2 separate regions of the Homo sapiens genome follow, and region 2 is linked to region 1. Evidence: read pairs that join two places in POLR2A ChIA-PET (ENCODE). Cell type or tissue: A673. All regions are shown on one strand.

Evidence for each region. Peaks named below come from ENCODE experiments on the same cell type or tissue, not always from the same donor. Only the 100,000 strongest peaks of a DNase experiment are listed, where the experiment ranks them.
Region 2: POLR2A ChIA-PET joins it to region 1 with 13 read pairs; 2 of 35 experiments call an interaction of 5 or more read pairs at or near these places.

What each region holds. Positions count from the first base shown.
Region 1 is chr4:153,443,237-153,451,236 of GRCh38, reverse strand. No RefSeq gene overlaps it. Among named protein-coding and RNA genes, the nearest start is that of TMEM131L, 19 kb to the left of the region's middle. RefSeq lists an enhancer at 786-935. In A673, no CTCF peak of the experiment used is centred here; a DNase peak (open chromatin) is centred at 3,536; H3K4me3 peaks cover 679 bases.
Region 2 is chr4:152,698,566-152,706,565 of GRCh38, reverse strand. No RefSeq gene overlaps it. Among named protein-coding and RNA genes, the nearest start is that of TMEM154, 23 kb to the right of the region's middle. RefSeq lists an enhancer at 5,340-5,851. In A673, a CTCF peak has its summit at 408 (motif pointing right); a DNase peak (open chromatin) is centred at 7,155.

The DNA.
Region 1 (8,000 bases):
AAAAAGACGAAAATTAGCCAGGTGTGGCGGTGGGCGACTGTAACCCCAGCTACTCAGGAGGATGAGGCAGGAGAATCGCTTGAACCTGGGAGGCAGAGATTGTAGTGAGCCGAGACTGTGCCACTGCACTCCTACCTGGGTGGCAGAATGAGACTCCATCTCAAAAAAAAAAAAAAAAGACTATACCCTTTGCCACAACGGTATTCTTAGAAATTTATTTTGAGAAAATAATTTTAAATGAAAAATATTTTACCAGATATTTATGGCAAGGTTATCTGTAATAACTCCAAACTGGAAACACCCAAAATAAATCCAGTAACATGGAAATGGCAAAGAATACTACAATAACTTCAGTAAGAAACTACTCAAGACAATGACAAAGGATTTTTAAAATATTGTAAAGAGAAAAAAGCATAAAAGAATGTTATACACACACAGGAGGTTGGAGTAGAAGGGACTTGGAGGCTGTAAAGTTGAGTAAGAGTGGAGGAAAGCATTTCCCACATGAGCAGGATGTGGGGTTGGGGAGGCAGATCGATACAGTTCCACTTGCAAGGTGTGTGAGTGCTAGGATCAACGCTAATGACGATTGTCCACCTAAACACAAACCGAGAACCAAAAACCTTCGGATGCTGTGGTCATAAGCAATTTGTTAGTTTATGTATTTTTCTATCAAAAGATTTTTAATTTTCAATGGAAAGTGGGGAAAACTTGTGTGTGGTTTAATGGGATACAAACTGGAAGATTGTAGAGTGGGTCATCAAAGAGAAGTGATGGGTTGGGGCTGTGACCCAAATGGGAATGGAGTCAGCGACTGGACTCTTCTCACTAAAGGCATCTGTGGAGCAGGAAACTGGTACACAGGTCACTGGCTCGAAAGCAACAGGGCTCTGAAGAGGAAATGGCTAAGACAGTCTTTCTAGCTGTCAGAGGAAGTTGATGTAATGAAGACAGAACTCTGGAAAAATGTTGCTCAAATACTAAGACCAAATACTTCTGATCACCTCTGAAGAAGAAGCCCAAATCGTATATTAGAGTAAAAAGGTACAAGGTCGAGAGGATTCAATTAAATGTGTGTAGAAGCACTTTGCCAACAGAAAAATGCTTTATAAATCCTTGCCCTGAAAACTAGGGCTTCCCTCTACAAAAAGACTGCAGAGTTAGCCACAGTGTTCTTTAACTATACACTAAATCAGTTGATGGTTTTACAAAGTCTTTTTTTTTTTTTTTTGAGATGGAGTCTAGCACTGTCACCCGGGCTGGAGTGCAGTGGCGCGATCTCGGCTCACTGCAAGCTCCACCTCCCAGGTTCACACCATTTTCCTGTCTCAGCCTCCCGAGTAGCTGGGACTACAGGCACCTGCCACCACACCCAGCTAATTTTTTGTATTTTTAATAGAGACGGGGTTTCACTGTATTAGCCAGGATGGTCTCAATCTTCTGACCTTGTGATCCGCCACCTCAGCCTCCCAAAGTGCTGGGATTACAGGCGTGAGCCACCACACCCGGCCTTACAAAGTCTTATGGTTCTAATTTTGAACAATTAGATGGTATCTATTTGAACAATTAGATGGGATCATGATGGTAAAATCATGATCATCTTCCTATCTGAAGCTATGATATTATCTTGATTATTAAACCAGATTGACTTTTTAGTAGATTTTTGGTGACTTTAAGCCAGCCATAATTAAATTGATGATGTTGCAAATTAGTGAAATAGTATAAAAACACCAAATCAACCATGACTGCCTCAGTACTTTCATAGTTTGAATATTTTAAATAACATAATCACTAATTCATTCATTCAGGATAATCATGAGAGAAGTGCTGTGTCTATGTAAGTACAGTTGAAGTAGGAAACCATTAGAAAAGTACAGAACACTATAGACTTTAAGAAAAGAGAAGCCAGTGGGAGGCTGAGGCAGGTGGATCACTTGAGGCCAGGAGTTCAAGACCAGCCTAGACAACATGGTGAAATTCCAACTCTGCTAAAAATACAAAAAATTAGCTGGGCATGGTGGTGCACGCCTGTAGTCCCAGCTACTCAGGAGGCTGAGACAGGAGAATTGCTTGAACTGGGAGGCGGAGGTTGTAGTCAGCAGAATTTGCGCCACTGCACTCCACAGCGAGACTCTGTCTCAAAAAAAAAAAGAGAGAGAGAGAAGACAGGTGCAGTGGCTCACACCTACGGTTTCAGCACTTTCGCTTGAGCCCATGAGTTCGAGACCAGCCTAAGCAATGTAGTGAGACCCTGTCTCTACAATAAATAAAAATATTAGTCGAGCATTGTGTCCGTGCACCTGTGGTCCCAGGTACTTGGAAGGCTGGGACAGGAAGATCACTTGAGCCTAGGAAGTTGAGGCTGTAGTGAGCTGTGATTGCACCACTGCACTTCAGCCTGGGCTACAGAGCAAGACCCTGTCTCAAAAAGGAAAAAAAAAAAAAAAGAGAGAGATAGAGAGAGAGAGAGACATGAAAGCAAGACTACATTATATAAATCATTCTTTCTGCTAACCTCAATGTGCCAATAACTTACATCTTTTCAAAGGACAACGTTCAGTCTTTCTTGCCTAAGCTCAGCGTTTGGCTTCACAAAGCCTGCTGAATTATGCTAGCTTCATGCTTGCACTTACACGTGCTTACATGTTTCCTTAATGTTTGGCTCACCAGAGCCAAGAGTCCGTTTTTACCTCAAGCCTCAGGGATATCAGGTTTCAACTCATGTTGTTTGAATCTTGTATACATCCCTTTGTGCCTTATTAAAGTGAACATTTTCCATTTGACTTTCTGCTTGCCAATGGGTCTAGGGTTTTCTTTCTCTAATGTTGTTAAACATCCCCTGTAACATGAAGCCCAGATGTATGAGGGTATAGAGCCACGCTTCTAGCTGAGAAAAGTAGTGATCTCAACGAGATACCAATTTATCCATGTGATGAATGTACTGTTTCATTTTTGATGACCTTAATTTAGCATTTATCCCTGGGGCTGGGTTTTGTGTTGTCTTTATAAATACACTCTCTCACACACACAAAGAACCTAGTTCTTTTTAGGCACTTCTCCAGCTGTGAGTTTAGCATGGCTTCCTGCTAATGGGGAGACGGACAGAATTACGGCTCCAAACATTCCCCTGCCGCTGATCCAGAACATGTGTTATCATATCACACATTGTAAACTGATTCCAAATTCCTGCCATCCGGGCACAGCCTGCATTCCAAATTGTCAAGGCTCTGGGACAACGAACTGTAGAATAGAATTTGCCATGGTCCCCCCTTTAATTTGGTGTAAGCATGAATAAGTTTGTTAAAGATATTTTGCTTCTTTAGAATTTTTTTTTTCTGGAAAATAGCTATACCTTAGTGACAATGGGCTACCTAAAATTCCCCAGTCTCCTCAATTGTTAATGTCTCTTCCAATCTCTTGGTGAAGCTTGGTGATCAGGAAATAGGGCAAGATGAGGGGAGCTCACATTTAAGATAATAAAGTGACTCTCGTTCTACTGCTAAGAGACGTAAACAGTCTGACTATGGTAGTCTCATGGGAGTAAAAGTCTAGGATTTCAAATGCTGTATAAACAGTTGCAAAATCTCTGCAATTACTCTAACAAATGAACTCCTAGCACAGAAGACAGATAAGGAATAATATATTTTCAGCTCTGTGCCATTCCATATTGGAGACTGGAGTTTACTATCAATTTATTTATTTTTTTCCTTTTTTTAAGACACAGGGTCTTGTTTTTTTGCCCAGGCTGGAGTGCAGCGAGCAGCACAATCATGGCTCACTGCAGCTTCAAATTTCTGACCTCAAATGATCCTCCAGTCTCAGCCTCTCAAGTAGCTGGAACTACAAGTGTGTGCCACCACACCCAGCTAATTTTTTTTTTTTTTTCAGTAGGGACGAGGTCTCACTATGTTGCCCAGGCTGGTCTTGAACTCTAGGCCTGAAGGAGTCCTCCTGCCTTGGCCTCCCAAAGTGTTGGGATTAGAGGCATGAGCCACCGTGCCTGGCCTATCAATTTATTCTTTCCTTGAAGTAAGTGTGTAGATTAACAGAGTAACATGGCTAAAACTTGTCTTCATGTTTGTGACTTGAGAACTGGAAGTGGAAAGGGGGAGGAGAGGGACCAAATGTCACTAGCAACCTGCCATCGAGAATATGTTAAGGAGAAGCAGGAGGTTGATGGAATCTTCTCAGAGGTCCCTGGTCCCACAGTGTCTGAGGAGCCTCAATTTGGTGCCCATGGTGATACTATTTCATTCCAATAATTTCACTCCACAAGGTCTCTAATGTTTCTTTATGTGGTGAACATTTAGCTCATTCCTTTAAAAACACTAATTAATCATTTTAAATGGACATAAAATTGTATATATTTATCATGTACAACAGGTTTTGAAATATGTATACATTGTGGAATGGCTAAATGAAGGGAATTAACACAGATGTCACCACATATACTTGTTTTTTGTAGTGAGAACCCTTAAACTCCACTCAGCCATTTTTGAGAATACAAAGCCCATTCCTTTTGATCCAACTCTTCCTCATTAATCCTAAGAAATAGCTACATACGCACACACAGAAACACGGAGGTAATTAATACTTTATGATAAATTGGCTAAAGCCAGAGGGTAAACTGCCAGAGCATGCACTCAAAATTTATAGAAGAGGGTTCTGCATATTTTCAAATTAAATCTCATTACATATGTAAGAGTGCTAGTGTTATGCTGTAATAGTGGCTTGGTCTGATTTTCCCCAAATTTATTAGCTAGTGTTAGCTAATAAATAAATACAATCTGGCTAACAGAACAACTACGCCCAAACTATTTTGAAGGTGGTCTGGGATAACAGAGATATGATTCTAGTAGCCTTCACATGGCCTGGCTCCCAGGATTAGCTTATGGTCAACCAGTTGAGTGACTTCAGGCAGGCCACTGACGCTCTCCAGGTCTTTAGTTCTTTGATAGAAAAAATGGAGACATTGAAACATTTTAATGTCTATTTCTAGGTTGATCTCTTTGATCTTGATAAAACCTTTAGAGAATGAAAATAATAATATTTGAAGAAGAAGTATATATTATCAAAATAAACGAACTCTAACCTTATTCTATAATTTTTTTTTTTTTTTGAGATGAAGTCTCGCTCTGTCGCCTAGGCTAGAGTGCAGTGGCGCAATCTCGGCTCACTGCAATCTCTGCCTCCCGGGTTCAAGCAATTCTCCTGCCTCAGCCTCCCTAGTAGCTGGGATTACAGGCACAAGCCACCATGCCCAGCTAATTTTTGTATTTTTAGTAGAGAGGGGGTTTCACTGTGCTGGTCAGGCTGGTCTCGAACTCCTGACCTCATGATCTGCCGACCTCGGCCTCCCAAAGTCCTGGGATTACATGTGTGAGCCACTGCACCCGGCCTAGTCTATAATTTTTTAAAGGTATAATTATATCTGTTTAGGAGTGGTAATACATAAGGTTTTATAGGAAGGAACAATTCAAGTCTTTTTTTTTTTTTTTGAGACAGAGTTTCGCTCTTGTCTCCCAGGCTAGAGTGCAATGGTGCGATCTCAGCCCACTGCAACCTCCGCCTCCCAGGTTCAAGCAATTCTCCTGCCTCAGCCTCCCGAGTAGCTGGGATTACAGGCGTCTGCCACGACGTCCGGCTAATTTTTGTATTTTTAGTAGAGAGGGGGTTTCGCCATGTTGGCCCAGCTGGTCTTGAACTCCTGATCTCAGGTATCCACCCACCTCAGCCTCCCAAAGTGCTGAGATTACAGGGATGAGCCACCGCTCCTGGCCCAATTCAAGTCTTTTTAGGTATAATAGGTGTTTTCATTTACTGAAAAGTCAAATTATGAACAATGGCTGTAACACTAGGTTTAAACTGTGTAATTGTATAGCAAAAAAGTGGATTCTTCTTAAATATCAAGAAGTAAGTCTATATGTTAAAAGGGCCTTTTGAGAAATGTTCTCTCATGTTTTTTCTATTTATTTTAGTAAACAGATATTACGGTCAGCATTTGACTGTAAAAACCAATTGGACAAGCATTAGGAGATATACCTAATGTAAATGACGAGTTAATGGGTGCAGCACACCAACATGGCACATGTATACATATGTAACAAACCTGCACGTTGTGCACATGTACCCTAGAACTCAAAGTATAATTAAAAAAAAAAATTGGACTCATGGACATGAGTCCCAAGCCAGAACGTTGGAACTCTCTGGAAGAAAAGAGGTCTGCTCTAGCTGGTTGTGAGATGAGAGTATTTTCACAACCCCTTTTAGAAGAGCTGGAGAAATTTCTCCCACATAACTTCAAGGAGGAGGTTACTTGGTGGTGGTGTAAGTTGCAGACAAGGACAGATACAATTTATTTATTTATTTATTTTTGAGCCGGAGTCACACTCTGTTGCCCGACTGGGGTGCAGTGGTGTGATCTTGGCTCACTGCAACCTCCACCTACTGGGTTCAAGTGATTCTCCTGCCTCAGCCTCCTGAGTAGCTGGGACTACAGGCATGTGCCACTATGCCCAGCTAATTTTTGTATTTTTAGTAGAGATGGGGTTTCACCATGTTGGCCAGGCTGGTCTCGAACCCCTGACCTCAGGTGATACGCCCACTTCAGCCTCCCAAAGTGCTGGGATTATAGGCATGAGCCAACACACCTGGCCTGGACAGATGCAATTTAAACTAAAGAGGCCAAGGTAGGCCTCATTAAAAAGATGACATTTGGGCAGGAGTTAACCTTGCAGCTATCTAGGAAGAGCACTCCAGGTGGAGCACAGCCGAGGCTTTTGTGGCAGGAGAGTGACTTGTATGAGGCCAGTGTGACTAGTGCAGGATGAGGCCGAGAGTACAGAAGATGAGATGAGAGAGGAATGGATAGAGAGGCCTCTCTCATTCACCTGGCCTGTGGTTCCCCGCAGTGGTCACCACCAGAAAATGCTTGAACCACTTGCCATCACAAAGTCTTCAGATATTTCAAGATAGCGAATAAGAAAAGGGATGTTGAGGCTGGGCAAGGTGGCTCACGTCTGTAATCCCAGCACTTTGGGAGGCTGAGGCAGGCAGATCACGTGGTCAGGAGTTCAAGACCAGCCTGGCCTTGAACATAGTGAAATCCCGTCTCTACTAAAAATACAAAAATTAGCTGGGCATGGTGGCAGGCGCCTGCAGTCCCAGCTACTCAGGAGGCTGAGGCAGGAGAATCACTTGAACCCGGGAAGTGGAGGTTGTGGTGAGCGGAGATCGTGCCACTGCACTCCAGCCTGGGCAACAGAGCAAAACTCCACTTCAACGGAAAAGAAAAAAAGAACAGGGATGTTGAAAGTTCCATTGTGTTGATGCTCTGACTCAAGCTTCTCCCTCTGCGCTGGGCTGGCTCCTGCACCTGGGGATTCATGTGCAGACATTTCAAGAGCTGTTGGTAGACTCCTGAATGAGCTGACTCCACCAAAGGCCTTGCATTACCTAAAGTTACACAGCTGTCAACTCCCAGACAAGCACTCCTGAATCTGAAAGTGCCAGCTCACCTCTTAGAGTGCCAGAAGTTAAAGAATTTCTGGGGGTAAAAATTGGCATTTCTACTTACTGTGATCTGTTGTTGGTTTTTAGATAATTTCTATAAAAGGGAGAAAGACATTGAACTTTCAAAAAGAACGGAGGGAATCTCAGTTTCCCCTGGGCTTGACTGTTTCTCTTCTCTCTCCATGTGATCTCTCTGGGTTCCTCACCCAATCAAATGGTTCCAACTACGGCAGCCCAAACTGTATCTCTGGCCCCAACCTGTCCTCCAGGCTACCAGCTGCATATACAATGGCTCTCCCTGGAATGTGCAGGCTCCTCAAACTCAAAGTATTCAAAATTGAATTAATCATCTCTCCTTCCTTCCCCCTTCTTGCTTCTCTTCTTATATGCTCAAATGTTCAAATTCAAACTAAAAACTTGATGTAATCTTCAACTCCTTCTATTCTCTTAATCCTAAGAGTGCTACTCTGAATTTTCTCTCAAATGTC
Region 2 (8,000 bases), 740 kb after region 1:
TTTCCTGTATAGTTTGTACCTCTGGGTATAAATGAGTGCTATATCAGTTTGTGTCTTGCTCTCCCTTGAGGGAAGGGACTGTATTCACAGTGCCTTGCATGTTTCAGGACATAAACATTCATTTGCATGATTGAATGGATCACTTTATCACAACTTTGCATCCAGAGATCTGTGGTTTCCACAGCTACCAGTACCAGCTCATTTCCACCCTAGATGGGTCTGTGATAGTTGGGCCCCACAGAAAAAAGATCTTATTCAAGTTATCCCATAACCTATTTTTTTCATTTTTTCCTGCATCCTTGTAGTCCATCTGTTTTCACCATAACCCATTTTTGCAGTATAAGTTCCAAACTTCCCAGGAACCAAGATCAGTATAAGGCAGCAAACAAGAGAAACAGTAGATATTTTGCCAACAGGAGGAGCTGTTCTTGGCAGGCTAAAATCTGACACCACCTAGCTTTAACACCAATCCTAGTTTCAAGGGAACACTTGGGGTATTCAGTAGGAGGCCCTGGTTAATTCAGAATAGCTGCAGGGGATCTCCAGGAGAGAAGACAACTTGCATTAGCCTGTACTTATTAGAGTTTTATAGATAGTGATTAAACACTTGTTAAAAAGCAATTATTAAACAACTAAACACCTGCGAATGACCCCTTGAAGCATGCAGCCTGAAGACAGCAGGATCCAGTCATCTGCGAGCTTGCTGGAAATGCAGTCTCAAGTCCCATCCCCAGCCTACTGAATCAGAATCTGCATTTTACATGACCCTCTAATGATTTGTGTCCACATCAAAGGTTAAGAAGCACTGCCATAAACATTCTTTATTAATCTCTTAAAAGACATATTCTAAGAGTCAGTGTTATAAAAGTTGTCAGCAAACTACCGCTCCACAGGGACTTGCTTTGTCCTCAAAGGGCAAACAGTGGGAAATACTCATGAAATGAAAGGTGTCACTATTGACCTGTCCCATTCCTCCCAGTTGCTATCTGGTCCCTTCTCTTCCTGGCTCAAGTCAAGGGGCAGTTGTGATCTGAGAGGCTGTTGAAATAGAGGTAGTGGGGAGGAGCAGGGAGAAGTGGAGGGGTTGTATGGAGATGCGACCACCTCTCCTCGCAAATCTTCCTGCACTCTGTGGAGTGACTCTCCTGCTCCCACTGCAGCAAGTCAGAAGTGGTCAGAGCAAGAAGCCTTGGCAGCAAGGAGTGCTGGGTGTTTTCTGAAGGACCGCCAGCCCAGCTGGTTGAAGAGAAAGGCTTCCCCAAACCTGGAAACAATGTAAACATCCACCAACAGATGAACAGGTAAAGAAATTATGGCATAGCCATATGATGGAATACTACTCAGCAAGAAAACAGAATAAATTATTGATACATGCAGCAATATAGATAAATCTCAAGATAATTTTTCTAAGTGAAAGCAGACAGACCAGAGAGAGAAAGAGAGAGAGAGAGAGGGAGAAAGAGAGAGAACACATACTGTGTGATTGTATTTATGTAAAACTCTAGAAAATGCAGACTAATCCTTAGTGACAGGCAGCAGATTGGTGCTTCTTGGGAATGGGGGACAGGCAAGGGCAGGAGGGAGGGATGACCGAGGGGGCACAAGGAGACTTTTGGGGGTGATGGATGTGTTCTCTATCTTGATTTGGTGGTGATGGTTACCTGGGTATATATGAATGTCAAAATTTATCAAATTGTACAGTTAAATGCTCAGCTTATTTCATGTCAATTATACCTTAATAATGCCATTTAATAGACAGAGAGAGAGAGAAAGCTGCTGGTCAGAGTAGCCAAGATCTAGGAACAAACGACAAGAGAAAAATAATGGAGAGAAGCCTGGAAGCCCAGAGCTGGGGCAAGGTGGAAGCAGGAAGTCAGGTGCACATCCTGGCCCCCATTGGCCTCCGCGCGGTAGGGAAGTGGTCTGCCTTGGTAGGGCTCCACCCTGGGCATGGCTGACCGGACAGGAACTCATCTGGCAGAGCAATCCAGGCCCCACTTCATCTCTGGTCCAAAGGATTCTTTCCAGAACCAGTGGAAGGCTGGCTTCCAGAAACATATGCTTCCTGTGATGGAGAGAAGCCACCTTCCCAAACTGGCTCTGAAATGGACCTTGCCCATCATGGAAACAAGGGACATTTGGGGTCTATCCATTTGGAGTGATGCCTGGCTCTGCCTTTTCTAAGTCAAAGTCAGATGGCTGTTTGGCTGAAGAGTGCGGCATTGCTCACAAGGACAGTGGCCCCATGACATGCAGTACTTTTTTGGGATGAGGGAAGAATGGAGTTAGCTGGATTTGGGGGCCTACTTAAGCTTGTCAGGTGCTGACCACCTGGTAGGCAGGGCTGCTTCCAATCCCTTTCACCCTGGAGCCTAGGTGAGAAACGGCTTATGGTGGCCATGCTCAACCTCAGTGACTTCCACTCTCTGTGTGATCACTGAGGATATGTTACCGTGTATAAAGGGCAGCTCTGACAGAGCCCCTTCCCTGTCTATTTAGCCAGCATCCCAAGCTGGCTTTCTTTACTAGTGTCACTTCTGCTAACTAAGCAGCCATAGCAATTTCCTCCAGGGCTGGAAGCCTGTGGGAAACCTGCATTTGTTTCAGTGACTCTGAGAGGGGAGAGAGAAGCATGGACAAGCCCCACTGAAGAAGACTGAACATAGATACGGCATCACAGGAATTTACACCGAAGACAAATGCCAATGCTGGCTTCATATTTTGAAGATTAAAGTGTAATTTCCATATGGCAAAATTCATCCTAAGTGAATAGGTCAGTGAGTTTTGATGAATGTGTACCGTAGTGTAACCATCAGTAAAATTAAGATATAGATCCACTCCATTACTCCCAGGATTTTCTCAGATTCCTCTAGTCAACCCCTCTCCCCTACCCCCAGTCCCTGGCAACTACTGGTCTGTTTTCTGTCCCTAAATATTTGCTTTTGCATAAATAAAACTCTAGAAGATGCAGACTAAACCATAAATCTGTAATCAAATAGTATGCAGACTTTTGAGTCTGGCTTCTTTCATTTAGCATGTTTTTGAGGTTTATCCATGTTGCAGCATGAATCACTAATTCATTCCTTTGTATTACTAAGTAATATTTCATTGTACAGATGTACCATAGTTTGTTCATCCATTTCAGTTGAAGGACATTTGGGTTTCCAGACCTTGAAAATTTTAAATAAAGCCACCATTAACATTCATGCAAAGTTTGTTATGTGAACAAAGGATTTTATTTCAGTTAGGAGTGAGATTGTTGGGTCACATGGTAAGTGCATGTTTAACTGTAAAAAGAAACTGTCAAACTGTTTTCCAAAGTGGTTGTACCATTTTATATCCGATTAGCAGTAGAAGAGAGTTCCAACTGCTTCACAACATCCTGACCAGCACTTAGCATTTATTGTTAGTTAGTTTTTATTTATTTATTCATTTATTTAAATATTTTTTTGAGACAAGGTCTTGTTCTGTCGCCCAGGCTGGAGTGCAGTGGCAGAATCATGGCTCGCTGTAGTCTCCACCTCCCAGGCTCAAGCAATCCTCCTGCCTCAGCCTCCTGAGAGGCTGGAACTACAGGCCTGTGCCACTCACCATGTGTGGCTAATTTTAAAATATTTTGTAGAGTCAGTGATCTCTCTATGTTACCCAGGCTGGTCTTGAACTTCTGACTCAAGAGACCTCACTGGTATGAGCCATTGTGCTCAGCCAGTTTTTAAGCCATTTGGATGGTTGTGATGGCTCATGCCTATAATCCCAGCACTTTGGGAAGCCAAGGAAGGCAGATCACTTGAGTCCAGGAGTTCGAGACCAGCCTGGGCAATATGTCAAAACCCCATCTCTAAAAAAATACAAAAAAATGGGTGTGGTGGTTGGTGCACGCACATAGTCCCAGCTATTTGGGAGGCTGAGGTGAGAGAATCACCTGAGCCTGAGCCCAGGAGGCAGAGGTTGCAGCGAGCCGAGATTGCACCACTGCACTCCAGCCTGGGTGACAGAATTAGAGCCATCCTAGTAGCTGTGTGGTGGTATCCTGTTGTGTTTTTTGTTTGTTTGTTTGTTTGTTTGAGACAGAGTCTTGCTGTGTCACCCAGGCTGGACTGTAGTAGCTCGATCTCAGGTCACTGCAACCTCTGTCTTCCGGGGTTGAGTGATCCTCTTTCCTCAGCCTCTCAAGTAGCTGGGACTAAAGGCACACACCTTCATGTCTGGCTAATTTTTTTGTACCTTTTGGTAGAGACAGGGTTTCTCCATGTTGGTCAGGCTGGTCTCGAACTCCTGACCTCAGGTGGTCTACCTGCCTGGGCCTCCCAAAGTGCTGGGATTACAGGCGTTAGCCACCGCGCCTGGCCTTGTTGTAGTTTTAACTTGCATTTTGCCAATGGTAAATGACGTCGAACATCTTTTCATGTGCTAGTTTGCCATCCATTAAGTATTTACACATTAGGCCAGTGGCTTGATTGGGGTTTCTGAGGGAATGTCGAGGCAGAGCAGGGTGGACAGTGTGGTATTGGCTGGTTTAGATATAATTTTGGTGGGCTCCGAGCTGTAGTGGTGGTCCTAGGTTCCTGATACCAGGCCCGGGGATGATTAAATCATGGAATATTGCCTCCTGAGGGCCAGGTAGAGGAGATATGGCTCTGGACTGGTTAGTCTGCTTATCAAAGGCATGTTCCCCTCTGGGTCCTTTGCTACCTCTAAGAATTGGCTAGCTCCTGGAGGGGTAATCTCTCCCCAGCCAGAAAGGTTAAGATGTCAAAACATCACAATATACAGAAAATCTTAAACATATTTACAATATGTTGCAGGAAGTCAGGGATCCCAAATGGAGGAACCGGCTGAAGCCATGACAGAAGAACGTGGATTGTGAAGATTTTATGGACATTTATTAGTTCCCCAAATTAATACTTTTGTAATTTCTTATGCCTGTCTTTACTGCAATCTCTAAACATAAATTGTAAAGATTTCATGGACACTTATCACTTCCCCAATCAATACCCTTGTGATTTCCTATGCCTGTCTTTACTTTAATCTCTTAATCCTGTCAGCCGAGAAGGATGTATATCGTCTCAGGACCTTGTAATAATTGCGTTAAGTACACAAATTGTACAGCATGTGTGTTTGACCGATATGAAATGTGGGCACCCTGAAAAAAGAACAGGATAACAGCAATTGTTCAGGGAATAAGAGAGATAACCTTAAATTCTGACTGCCGGTGAGCCAGGCAGAACAGAGCCATATTTCTCTTCTTTCAAAAGTAAATGAGAGAAATATCTCTGAATTCCTTTTCTCAGCATGGAACGTCCCTGAGAAAGAGAATGCGCACCTAGGGGTAGGTCTCTGAACTGGCCCCCCGGGGCGTACCTGTCTCTTATGGTCGAGATTACAGAGGTGCAATAAACTCCAGTCTCCCATACCGCTCCCAGGCTTATTAGGAAGAGGAAATTCCCGCCTAATAAATTTTCGTCATACCGGTTGATCTCAAAACCCTGTCTCCTGATAAGATGTTATCAATGACAATGGTGCCCAAAACTTCATTAGCAATTTTAATTTCGTTTCAGTCCTGTGGTCCTGTGATCTCGCCCTGCCTCCACTTGCCTTTTGATATTCTATTACCCTTTTAAGTACTTGATGTCTGTCACCCACACCTATTCGCACACTCCCTCCCCTTTTGAAAATCCCTAATAAAAACTTGCTGGTTTTGTGGCTTGTGGGGCATCACGGATCCTACCAATGTGTGATGTCTCCCACGGACGCCCAGCTTTAAAATTTCTCTCTTTTGTACTCTGTCCTTTTATTTCTCAAGCCAGTCGACGCTTAGGAAAATAGAAAAGAACCTACGTGATTATCGGGGCAGGTCCCCCGATAACAATACACCATGGGAAATCTGCTACAGTGTTGAATTTGCGGTAGGAAGAAAAGCTACAGTGGAGAGTGGAAGATCACCAAAAGATCATCTCAGAGAGGATGTGAGTCTGGGATGGAGTTGGTTCAACATTAGGGCCAAGATATTATTCAGGAGAAATATTTTCAGCAAGGACCCAGTGGAAATGTAGCAATGTGGTGCCTGGCTCTCAGCCATCAGATGCCCAGCTGCCAATAGATGTCATGCTCCCTAACCTGCGAGGGAGGGGCTGTGAAGTCATTTTTAATCTGCATGCCCCACTCCCACAAGACAGTCTGACAGTGATAGATACAGCTCAAGAGAAGTGCTGAGAATGCCACAGGCTGACTCTCCCAGATAAAGAACATGAAATGATTTCATTACTTTTGCTCTCCCTGACAGCTCTCTAGAAAACAATCATTGGTTTAAGCAACCAGCCTCCAGGCCAGAACCAGCAGGCCTAGGGAAGGAGTGACTTTTTTGTTTTTCTCAGGAGGATTGTCTAGGTGAAGTGCTTAGGGCATGAGACCTGGGCCAGAAATTGCTTTTACTCTCATGGTCTTATTCTGAAGATTTATTTGCAGGCTTAGGGATGTTCTAGTTGCAAATAATTATCTTTGCTCAGTGAATGATTCCCCATCCTCATCCCTTACATGAATTCACATGAAAGAAGGCATATTTCTTCCCTTTCTAGCCCCAATAGCATTAGAGGTCACAGTTGGTTTTATTCTTGGGGATACAGAAATAGCCACCCATTCCCTTTAACTGGGTGCATGGTTTGGCCCAAGGCATGGGGTGTGACCGAATGAATTTACCCCAACCCAGGTCATTCACCTGATGGTTTGTGTTCTGCTGGAGAAAGATCTCCACTGGAAAAGGCCTGGACCTGAGGCTCATTCCAAAGGGCCCTGGCTTAACACTGCAGAATCCTCCTTCCAACCTGCACAGCTTTGAGCCTTCACTGTACCAGGGTCTCTAGAAGACTTACACGGATAGAGAATTTACTACTCTATCTAGGGCTTCGAACTGTAGCTATTAATTTTTGAATGTTTTTAAAGCACTACTGCAAAGTCTAAGTTTTGTTCATTTATTTCTTTAAGTATTTATTGTGGTATATATAATGTTGTTATAAATCATTTAGATTTATGAGTTGGTGTATTCCACTCTTATGCATGCCCTGCAGAGCCTAAGAACCCTAAAGAGATAATTATTATATATGCTCAGTTCTTAGACGTCCTTGAATAGTGTTCTCACCATGCATAGAAAACACGAGCCCCAGGGGAGTTTTGGTAGCCAGCTTGTTTTCTCCTTGAATTGGACATAGGTGGGAGGATGTTTTTTTCCTTCCTGCTCCCAAAGAACTCTTCTTTTCTTGCATAGAGAAGAATATAGAACTAAATATTTAATTAGGAGAATAAACACCAGGAGCTTGTAAAGAACTCAGTGTGAAGAGAGAAGGATAAGAAGTTTAAGGCAGGTGAAGAAGCTTCTTACACATATCTATCAAGAAAAATCATAACATTTTGTCCAGTCATGGTGGCTCACACCTGTAATCCCAGCAGTGTGGAAGTTTGAGGTGGATGGATGGCCTGAGCTCAGGAGTTTGAGACCAGCCTGGGCAACATGGTGAAACTCTGTCTCTAATAAAGAGACAGAAAAAAAAGAAAAGAAAAATCATAACATTTAGAAAAACAAAATAAAGAAAATGTAAAAGTCACCCATAATTTCACCACTCTGAGTTCATCATTGCTCACATTTTGGTGTATACTCTTCTAGGCTGTGTAGGTTGCAATGTGTGAATGTGCATTTTTGCATGCATGTGGTTTTTTTTTTTTTTTAACAAAAAGTAGTACACTGTGCATGATTGTAACTTGCTTTTTAAAATTCAAATATATTGCCTGACAAAGACAAGTAAAAATAAAATAAAATAAAATTCAAATATATCACAACCATTTTTTATGTCCATGTACAACAGCATAAGGATGTGCCACAATTTACCCAACTAATTCCCTCTAGGTTAGGTCTTTGCATCAAGCTAAATAGACAACCAATAAGTCCTAAATGATTCTGGCACCAAAGTTCAGAAAAGAGCTTTATGAATTAGAAAGAAATTAAGTGC